Regions from separate parts of the Homo sapiens genome. Here region 1 is linked to region 2. Evidence: chromatin contacts called from ENCODE Hi-C data. All regions are on one chromosome and are shown on one strand. Each heading gives the region's core, a stretch centred on a gene start or an enhancer-like site at or near the end of the contact. The rest is flanking DNA. Distances are from core to core; before and after follow the strand shown. Region 1 has its middle 8.9 kb from the start of ANKRD60. Region 2 holds the start of RAE1 (ribonucleic acid export 1).

The links. A loop is a pair of places that touch in the nucleus more often than their neighbours do. Pooled maps may share reads with other maps.
Region 1: a pooled map shows a loop between it and region 2 (5-fold over the local background). The contact joins the enhancer-like site here to the promoter of RAE1 in region 2. A Hi-C loop is called at or near these places in 6 of 50 pooled maps.

What each region holds. Positions count from the first base shown.
Region 1 is chr20:58,235,371-58,239,829 of GRCh38, reverse strand. It overlaps the pseudogene PPP4R1L. Among named protein-coding and RNA genes, the nearest start is that of ANKRD60, 8.9 kb to the right of the region's middle. RefSeq lists a silencer at 2,656-2,705. Within about 2 kb of position 2,634, at least 11 of the 41 ENCODE cell types and tissues checked have a DNase peak (open chromatin) inside an H3K27ac peak, as active enhancers do.
Region 2 is chr20:57,348,519-57,353,111 of GRCh38, reverse strand. RAE1 (ribonucleic acid export 1) reads right to left here and starts at 1,857. Exons shown (of 12, transcript NM_003610.4): 1 at 1,690-1,857. RefSeq lists enhancers at 1,388-1,467, 1,658-2,226.

The DNA.
Region 1 (4,459 bases), core at 1,385-3,884, 890 kb before region 2:
CGCTGCTAGATCAGTATGTGTCCATGACTGACCCAGCTCGAGCCCAGACTGTCGATACTGACATAGCCAAACACTGTGCCTACAGCCTCCCAGGGGTGGCACTGACCCTGGGCAGGCAAAATTGGCACTGCCTGAAAGATACATATGAAACACTGGCTTCTGATGTACAGGTAAAAGCCTTTCCAGAGGCACGTGCAGAAAGAGGGTGGGTCATTCATTAGGGAGAAAAGGGAAGCTGCAGCAAGGCTTATTGGCCTGAATTTTATGTGGATGCAAATTGGCATGTTTACTGGTCTCTGATGAAATAAAGCTTTAAGTGGCCAACACCTGGCAGTATTCATTTTGCTCCAAAAATGCCATGTAAGATACGGAAGAGGTTGAATTGCACTTGCTTGTCGTGATTCGTGTGTCTGCTATGCACCCCTAGTGGAAGGTACGGCGAGCCCTAGCCTTCTCCATTCACGAGCTGGCTGTGATTCTTGGGGATCAGTTAACAGCAGCTGACCTGGTGCCTATCTTCAATGGATTTTTAAAGGATCTGGATGAAGTGCGAATAGGAGTTCTTAGACACCTGTATGATTTTCTAAAGGTAGGAAGAAGGGTTAAAAGCAAAAAACAAGCCTCCTCTCTCCGAATCAAATTTGTGAAGCCCTGGATGTCTATGGTGTCAGTGAAAAAAACAATGCAGTTTTTAGCTTTCTTTAGCTGAAATGTACCATCCATAATCTTAAAGTGGATGTTCTTTCAGTGATGGGTAAATATTTTAAACTTTTTTCTCCTCATTTTCCTGTCCATTAGAGTTTTAATTCTGTGGAAGATGGTAGACACAAAGCCTAGCACACTCTTTGCAAAAGAAGAAATCAAGGCCCCCAGGTAGTGACCTGACTTGCCCAGAAGTCACCCAGGGGAAGAGCCTGGGCTGAAGTCCAACCTCTGTTCTGCATGAAGCACTTTTTCTGCAAGTCGCTGCTGCTTCCCTTCTGGCTTCCCCCCCTCCCCCCCAAACGAACGATGAATATAAAAAATAAGAGTTTAAAAATGACCTAGAGAAACTAATTACTCTCATCCACATGACCAAGAGCTGCCCTTCACGGACTCTGGTGTGCGCTGCTCCAGCTGAGTCTCTCCTCTCCTGGTGCCGAGCAGCCTCGCTCCCTGGGAAGCGGCAGTGGCACACTGTCTTCCAAACACACACAGACTGGGTTTTTGTTTGTCTGTTTTTTTGTTTTTAGATAGGAAATTACTAAAGCAGGAAGACCTCAGGGGCATTCAGAAATACATAATAAGCACATGTCCTAGCCAGGGGAAAAGGTTGGAGGTGTTCAGGGATGCATTTGATGTCAGTGTACAGCAGTGTTCATTCGCAGCCACGCTGCGTGATAGATGACGAGGTGTAGGGGAAATGCAAAAGTTCTTGCCAGTGACAAATGTATAATTGGAAGTGGAATAAAAGGGGGCATTTGGGGTCATTTTGAAGGATTATACATGTTTGTTTATATATACATTTTTAAAAAATAGTTGCTTCATGAAGACAAGAGGAGAGACTATCTTTATCAGCTTCAAGAATTTGTAGTGACTGATAACAGCAGGAATTGGAGGTTTCGATATGAACTAGCAGAGTAAGTAAAAACATATTTGGGGATATGAGAAAGCAAACTAGATGGAATAAATCTTAATTTTCTTACCATATAATTGATTTCTAAAGCAGCAGCAATAGTGTTCTTTTAGATAAAGAGATTATGTTTTTATTAAGGTATAAACAGAATTCCAAAAACCCTGAGTTACAAATACCACAGTCTCCGGGGAGACATTCATTTTCAGATGAAGACAGGGCTTGAGTCACTTTCGAATTAGAGTGTTCTGCTGTTCTAGAAGGCAATTTATTTGAACCAAATAAAAGATGAATCACCCACTCTTCAGTGTTTTCCTATTAATCGGAGCAGTTTTTACCAGAGCTTTCCTGAACATTCTGAGTGTGGTCCTCTCCGTAGGGTACAGCATGCTTAATGCCCTTTAGCTACTGTGGGAGACAGGAAGGGGTCTAACCCAGATGAGATGATTATGAAACAAAAAGGTTCCCCAAGGTGGCTCCTATCTGCACATCATTTTGTGCCTGAAGGAGTTATTTAATTCTGTCTTGAGCTGGCAAAAGGAATGTTCCAGGCTTTAGTGATGATGAAAGGGTGGAAGCATCAGTTTAAATAACTCCCCTTCCTAAGGTATATAATGTGCCTTTCACGGTGTGGAGGGAATTTGTTTGTGGCAGTTGTTGTTTGGGTTTTAGTTTTTACCTTGTTTTCATTTCGGTGTCTTTAGTTTTCATTTTTCTCATCCACAACTAGAAATCTCTCAAATAATTGTCTTCCCTGAATAAATTCATCAGGCTTTTGCAGCTATTCAGGATATGATTTGGCTGATGCCAGGGGCAAACCGAAAGCCTTTCTCTTTGCTGTGGTCTTTAATCATTCTGCTTAATTTGAGAGATTGAGGTTTCAGTCATTTTACCATGTTCCCAGCATCCTGTTCTGAGTCGAGAAAAACAGGCCCACGTTTTCCATGAAAGCAGTGCGACCTCTAGCGGCGGCGCACGGGAAGTAGGCGCGCTCGGTGCCCGGCGGGGCTTCCCCGGGTGGTTGCGCGGCCCCAGTGCCCGACCACGTTATCTAGCCCCCTACGCGCCCTATCTCCCATCTCCCGGCTTATTGAAGCCACAGCGACTGATATGAATTCTGTGCTCCGGTGCCCATGATATTGGTATCATGTTTTTGAAAACGGTGCTTTTTGATATGAAAGTATTCACCAGCACTCCGGGCTTCTGGTTCTAACTTCCTCCCCATCTCTTTTTCATTTCCTTTCGTTGCCTGGGTGAAAGCAATGTCATTTATTTTCATGCCCTTCTCCCCATCCCCATTTAGAAAGTAGTGAAAGCTTTGGTAGTGGGTTTTCGCAGCCAGCCGTCTCCTGCATGCTTTTGTCTTTCGGAGTAAGGAGCACGCGCTCCCAGTTCTCTCCAAGCGGACCTCGCTGCAGTGAAACCACCTCGTGCTGCCAAGAGCCGCGAGCAGGAGCATCCGGTTCGGTTTGCAGTCGGAGAAACGCCGGGGCGGTCGTGCAATCTCAGAGTGTTCGCTTGATCTGTTGACCTTTGTGAACTTCAACATTCTGGCTATTTTTATGTTATCTGATTTTTAAAGTTTTATGTGCTTTTCAACTGATAACCTAAAATTGAAATATTAAATCTGTATTCATAAATTTCTCAGCCTCTATTTTACAGAGTTTATTTCCTTTTTGTTTGATTTGTATGTGTGTGAGATGAAGAATTAAAATTTTGTTCACATTTTTTTTGCATGGTCATTTTGCTCAGCTTTCTGCTGTTGGCATTTTACTGAAGACCGAAATCTTGCTGGGTCTTTTGCTGTTCATTTCCCAGCCTGGCTATTTTTATCTGTAAGATGAAATAACAGTAAAAAGAAATCAATAATTTTGTTTTTTTGCCCAAAAATAATGTTTTTTTTGTTGTTGTTTTTGTTGTTGTTGTTTTCCTTTTAATTTCAGACAGCTGATACTGATTCTGGAACTCTATAGTCCCAATGATGTTTATGATTACCTAATGCACATTGCCTTAAAGTTGTGTGCAGATCAAGTTTCTGAAGTTCGGTGGATCTCCTTCAAACTAGTAAGGAATCAGGGCATTTGCTCTGTGATTTTTACAAATAGGAATGTTGATGTATCTTCCATTTTAACTCTTTTAATTTTTCTGGGCTTACTTTGTCAGCTAACCTATGAAACTAGCTTTTAAAATTTGAAATTAGGAACTATATTATAGTTTTATCAATTTGTAGGATAGCTTTTTTTGTTATATGTTTCAGTGACGGCAATTGTGGAGTAATCCTTTTATATATGAAACTCTTTAAGCCATAGGTTAGTGTTTTTAAAATACAGGTTGATTTACAGCTTGGTTTTGTAGAAAAATATTTAGTGAGCAAAGACTCTGCTGTAGAAAAGCTGATCCTATTTTTTTATGTGGGCTTTACACCAGCTGAATACTGATGAAAAAAAATCACATTTGACAATATTGATTTTAAGATACTCTGATGGTATTAAAATTTTATAAAAATGACATGTTCTGAAAGGTAATGATTTAGTTATTAAGCAAGGGGACATGCTCTAAAATTTGGAACCTTAAGATTAAGAATGTATTTTTCTAATGTCAGTCTCCTTTGAAGTTTCATTTTTATGAAGGGTTTTATGTGTGTGTGTGTATTGCCTATATTTAAACATCTTTTTTCTCTGTGTTCTAATGATGACCGTGACAAAAATTACTTTCTCCTGCGCCTATAAATTCATTTTAAAGGTGGAAGGATGCATAAAAATGTCTAGTTTCCGTGTAGAGTAGTATTCGTAATTCAAATAGATGGCAGCATTTTAAATGTGCTCTTTTGATGTTTTTCACAGGTCG
Region 2 (4,593 bases), core at 608-3,107:
CTCCAAAGGGAGCCAAATGGCTGAGTGACATCCTTGCTAACAAGACAACACAGAACGGAGAAACTGCAAGGAATTTGGGGAAGGCATTTGAGTTTCCTCAGCTTCATGAAAAATAAGTGCAGAACAAAAGGTCAGAGCAACAGCTACAAGCACATGTACATTTTAGTGAACGTGAGGGGATGTGGTCCTTGCCGGCCACACTTCTGCCCTCAAATGCAGAGGTACTTGAAACACCAGTTGGCTGTATGAACGAACAAAGGCATGACAAGGCTTCTGCAATCAGTCCAGGTGCTGGTTACACGGCTTTGGACGGGTCACTTAACCTTGATTTTCTCATCTGTAAAACAGAGACACTAATATCTACTTCACAGAGTTATGAGAACTAAATGAAGCCACACACACACACTGCCTAAAGCACTACAGGTTCTTAATAAATATTACTTTCACTCTATTCCTCTACCTCAACCTTCAAGTTGGGAGAGAACATTTCTGCCATTAGGGATGAACTTAGGAAAAAGAACATGGTAGGTGAGAATCGTTCGTGTTAGTCAGTGTGGACCACACCTTATGCTGAGCACTGGGAAGCTTCCAAAGTTCAGAAGGCACAGTCATCTGTGGGACCCACCTAATCTCTTCCCGCTCTCTCCCGCCTTGCTGCACCCCAGCCCTCCTAGCTCTGCTGGCTTCCTTTCTCCGCTGAACACAACAAGCTCATCCCTGCCTTGGAGCAAACCTAGTGCTGTTCCTTCAGCTTGGGATGATTTGCTTCTCCCTCCCCACAGCTACCTCCGTTTGAATCTTCATATCCCAGTTCAAAAGTTGCCTCCTCCGAACTTCTTGGGGTGATGAAAATGTCCCAAATTTGAACTTGCCATGTTTACGCAACTGCATAAAATTTCCAAACTCACAATATACACTTTCAATGGTTGAAATTAATGTTATTTTATACTTCAATAAAGCTGTCACACGTATTCTTTTTTAAAGTCACCTCCTCAGACGCTTCTTTGCCAACTTTAACATATCTAATCTTCCATCACATCCCCTGGAATTTCTTGTTTACACTCAAAATCTCTTCCCCCCCAGAATGCTGGCTCCAAGAGGGCAGCCACTTGCCTGGATTCTTCCCTTAATGCATACTGGGTCCCACAGTACAATGCCTGGCCCAGGGCGGCTGGTGTTTAATACTACTTGCCTGGAGAAGTACTGCCTGTACGGTGGCACCTATATACGTATACAATAAATACTTGGCGGGCTAAGACAGAAACAGACTTAGTTTCAGAGACTGGTAACTGCTACGAAAGAAATGGAGCAGGTTGACGTGGAAGAGGCTAAAAGGGGACGCCCTTCTGCAAAGCGGCCAGGGAAAGCTTCTCCCAGGAGCTGACATGTATCTGACGAGACGCCAGACGTGTAAGGGGGAGGGACAGAGGCGACACACACTGCATTAACGCAATGTGACCCTTCCCAGAGGCTCAGTTCCCCCACAAGAGAAACGATGGATTAGGCCCTAGGTGACCCCTAAGGCCATTTCCAGCTCTGACCTCGCTTCCAGGGCCCAGTAACGAAGCTTAGTCAACAGTCCCGCTCGCGCCCCAGCATCCCGCAGAAGCGCGCTCCCGGGAGGCAACTCGGCCTCTGCGGGAGCCATGGCGGCGGTTAACGACGGGACGCGCGCGGCACGGGGCCTACCTGGGGGTCTCGCCCCGGCGGAAAGCGGCGGCCGGGAGCAGAAGGGTCTGAGGAGTTTGCGAACCTGCTCTGGCGCGAAGGACGAGGGCCAGGAGCGCGGACAGAAATCCCAGGAGCCCGAAGCCTCCTTAAGCCTGCGGTAGAAACTGCCCTGACTACCGCGGAAACAACGCGCGTGCGCCCTGGAGCCACTTCCTGCGTCGCCCGGAAATCGTCGAAGAAAAAGGCTCCTTTTCCCGCAAGGCGACAGCACATGCGCAAAAACGCTTTACACCAGCAGTTTGCGAATTGGTCCAAAGTTGATGTAGCCGCTGCAAGTTACTAAGCGACTGCTTTTATAAATCCGCAACTGGCCAGGCGCGGTGGCTCACGCCTGTAATCCCAGCACTTTGGGAGGCCGAGGCGGGCTGATCACCTGGGGTCAGGAGTTCAAGACAAGTCTGGCCAACATCGTGAACCGCCCCGCCCCCCGCCCCCCCCGCCCCCCCGCGCCGCCCCCCCCCGCCCCCCGCCCCCGTCCCCCCGCCCCCCCCGCCCCCCCCGCCCCCCGTCCCCCCGCCCCCCCGCCCCCCCGTCCCCCCGTCAGTACTAAAAATACAAAAATTAGCCGGGCATGGTGGCGGGTGCCTGTAATCCCAGCTGCTTGGGAGGCTAAGGCAGGAGAATCGCTTGAACCCAGGAGGTGGAGGTTGCAGTGAGCCGAGACCATGCCATTGCACTCCAGTCTGGACAACAAGAGCGAAACTCCATCTCAAATCAGTCAATCAATCCGCAACTAGGGCTAGTGCAAGGTAGCTAGCTGTTTTCTCTTGTGAATTAATTATTGCATTTATCATGTATAAACATCTAAAAGATTCTGATTGCTTCCAATTCACGTCCAAGGCCAACCTCCGAGAAGCTGCTCTAACGCTGCCTCCGAACAAGGCGAGGTCGGCCGCGGGTTTCCCGCCCTGGCCTCTCCCTGTTTGCCCACTGGGGTACCCTGAGCCCACCTCGGGGCTCTTTGGGCCTCAGTTTCCTGCTGCATGGTGGGGAAAATGATGCCAGGGCTGTTCCTAATTAGGGTCAAGTGAAATCATACGTGAACTACTCTTACTAATAGAACTGTCTGTAGAAATGTTAAGGGATTCTTATTACTCACACACGCCCACTCCAAATATTTCAGTTGGTTGTTTCCTCCCAACCCCTACTTTTAGGAGCATCTGAAGAAGGAAGTGAAGGAAAAGACAGATCACAAGGAAGGGATTTCGTGAGGTTATGTAGCTACCCTGGATTCTCTCCTTCACTACTCAGTGTGGTCTGCGTGCCTTGACCTTCTTAAGGAGGTTTAGGATCTGGGGTATCTTTTTATAAAATGCAGATTCAGTAGGTCTACGATGGGCCTAAAAATCCACATTTCTACCAAATTCCCAGCAGAGGTTGCTGGGCCGTGAACCAGAGTTAAGTACCAAGGCTGTAGATCATTTGGAATCCTGGGCAGCTTTTTAAAAACTGTGATGTTTACACTGCACCCTTAGAGATTCTGATTTAGTACGCCTGGGCTAGAAAAGAGGAAATTAATATTTTTTAAAAGCTCCCCAGGTGATTCTAAGATGCAGCCAAGACTGAGAACCTCTAGTCTAGACGATGATGGTAATAATAGCTCTTTTGAGCATCACCCTATGCTAAGCGCTTTAGATGCTCCATCTCCTGTAGTTTCCAGACCAGCCCTAAAAGATAGGTATTGTGATTATCTCCATTTTATAGATATGGAAAATGAAGCTGACAGAGGTGATGTTGTGTCCGGAATTGGTGGGTTCTTGGTCTCACTGACTTCAAGAATGAAGCTGCGGAGCCTCGCGGTGAGTGTTACAGTTCTTAAAAGCAGCGCATCCGGAGTCTGTTCCTTCTGATGTTAAGATGTGTTTGGAGTTTCTTCCTTCTGGTGGTTTATGGCCTCGCTGGCTCAGAAGCGAAGCTGCAGACCTTCGGGCAGTGAGTGTTACAGCTCTTAAGGCGACGCATCTGGAGTTGTTCCTTCCTCCCGGCGGGCTCGTGGTCTCGCTGGCTTCAGGAGTAAAGCTGCAGACCTTTGCGGTGAGTGTTACAGCTCATAAAGACGACGTGGTCCCAAAAAGCGAAAGAACAAACCTCCCACACCGTGGAAGGTGCCCCGAGCAGATTGCCACTACTAGCTCCGGCAGCCTGCTTTTATTCTCTTATCTGGCCCCACCCACATCCTGCTGATTGGTAGAGCCCAGTGGTCTGTTTTGACAGGTCGCTGATTGGTGCCTTTACAATCCCTCAGCTAGACACAAAGGTTCTCCAAGGCCCCACCAGAGTAGCCAGATACAGAGTGTCCATTGGTGCATTTACAAACCCTGAGCTAGACACAGGGTGCTGATTGGTGTGTTTACAAACCTTGAGCTAGATACAGAGTGCTGATTGGTGTATTTACAATCCCTGAGCTAGACATAAAGATTCTCCAAGGCCGCATCAGAGTAGCTAGATACAGAGTGTCGATTGGTGTATTTACAATCCCTGAGCTAGACATAAAGGTTCTCCACCTCCCCACCAGACTCAGGAGCCCAGCTGGCTTCACCCAGTGGATCCCGCACCGGGGCTGCAGGTGGAGCTGCCCACCAGTCCCAGGCCGTGCGCTCGCGCTCCTCAGCCCTTGGGTGGTCCGTGGGACTGGGCGCCGTGGAGCGGGGGTGGCACTCGCGTCGGGGAGGCTCGGGCAGCACAGGAGCCCATGGAGGGGGTGGGAGGCTCAGGCATGGCAGGCTGCAGGTCCCGAGCCCTGCCCTGCGGGAAGGCAGCTAAGGCCCGGTGAGAAATAGAGCGCAGCGCTGGTGGGCTGGCACTGCTGGGGGACCCAGTACACCCTTCGCAGCCGCTGGCCCGGGTGCCAAGCCCCTCATT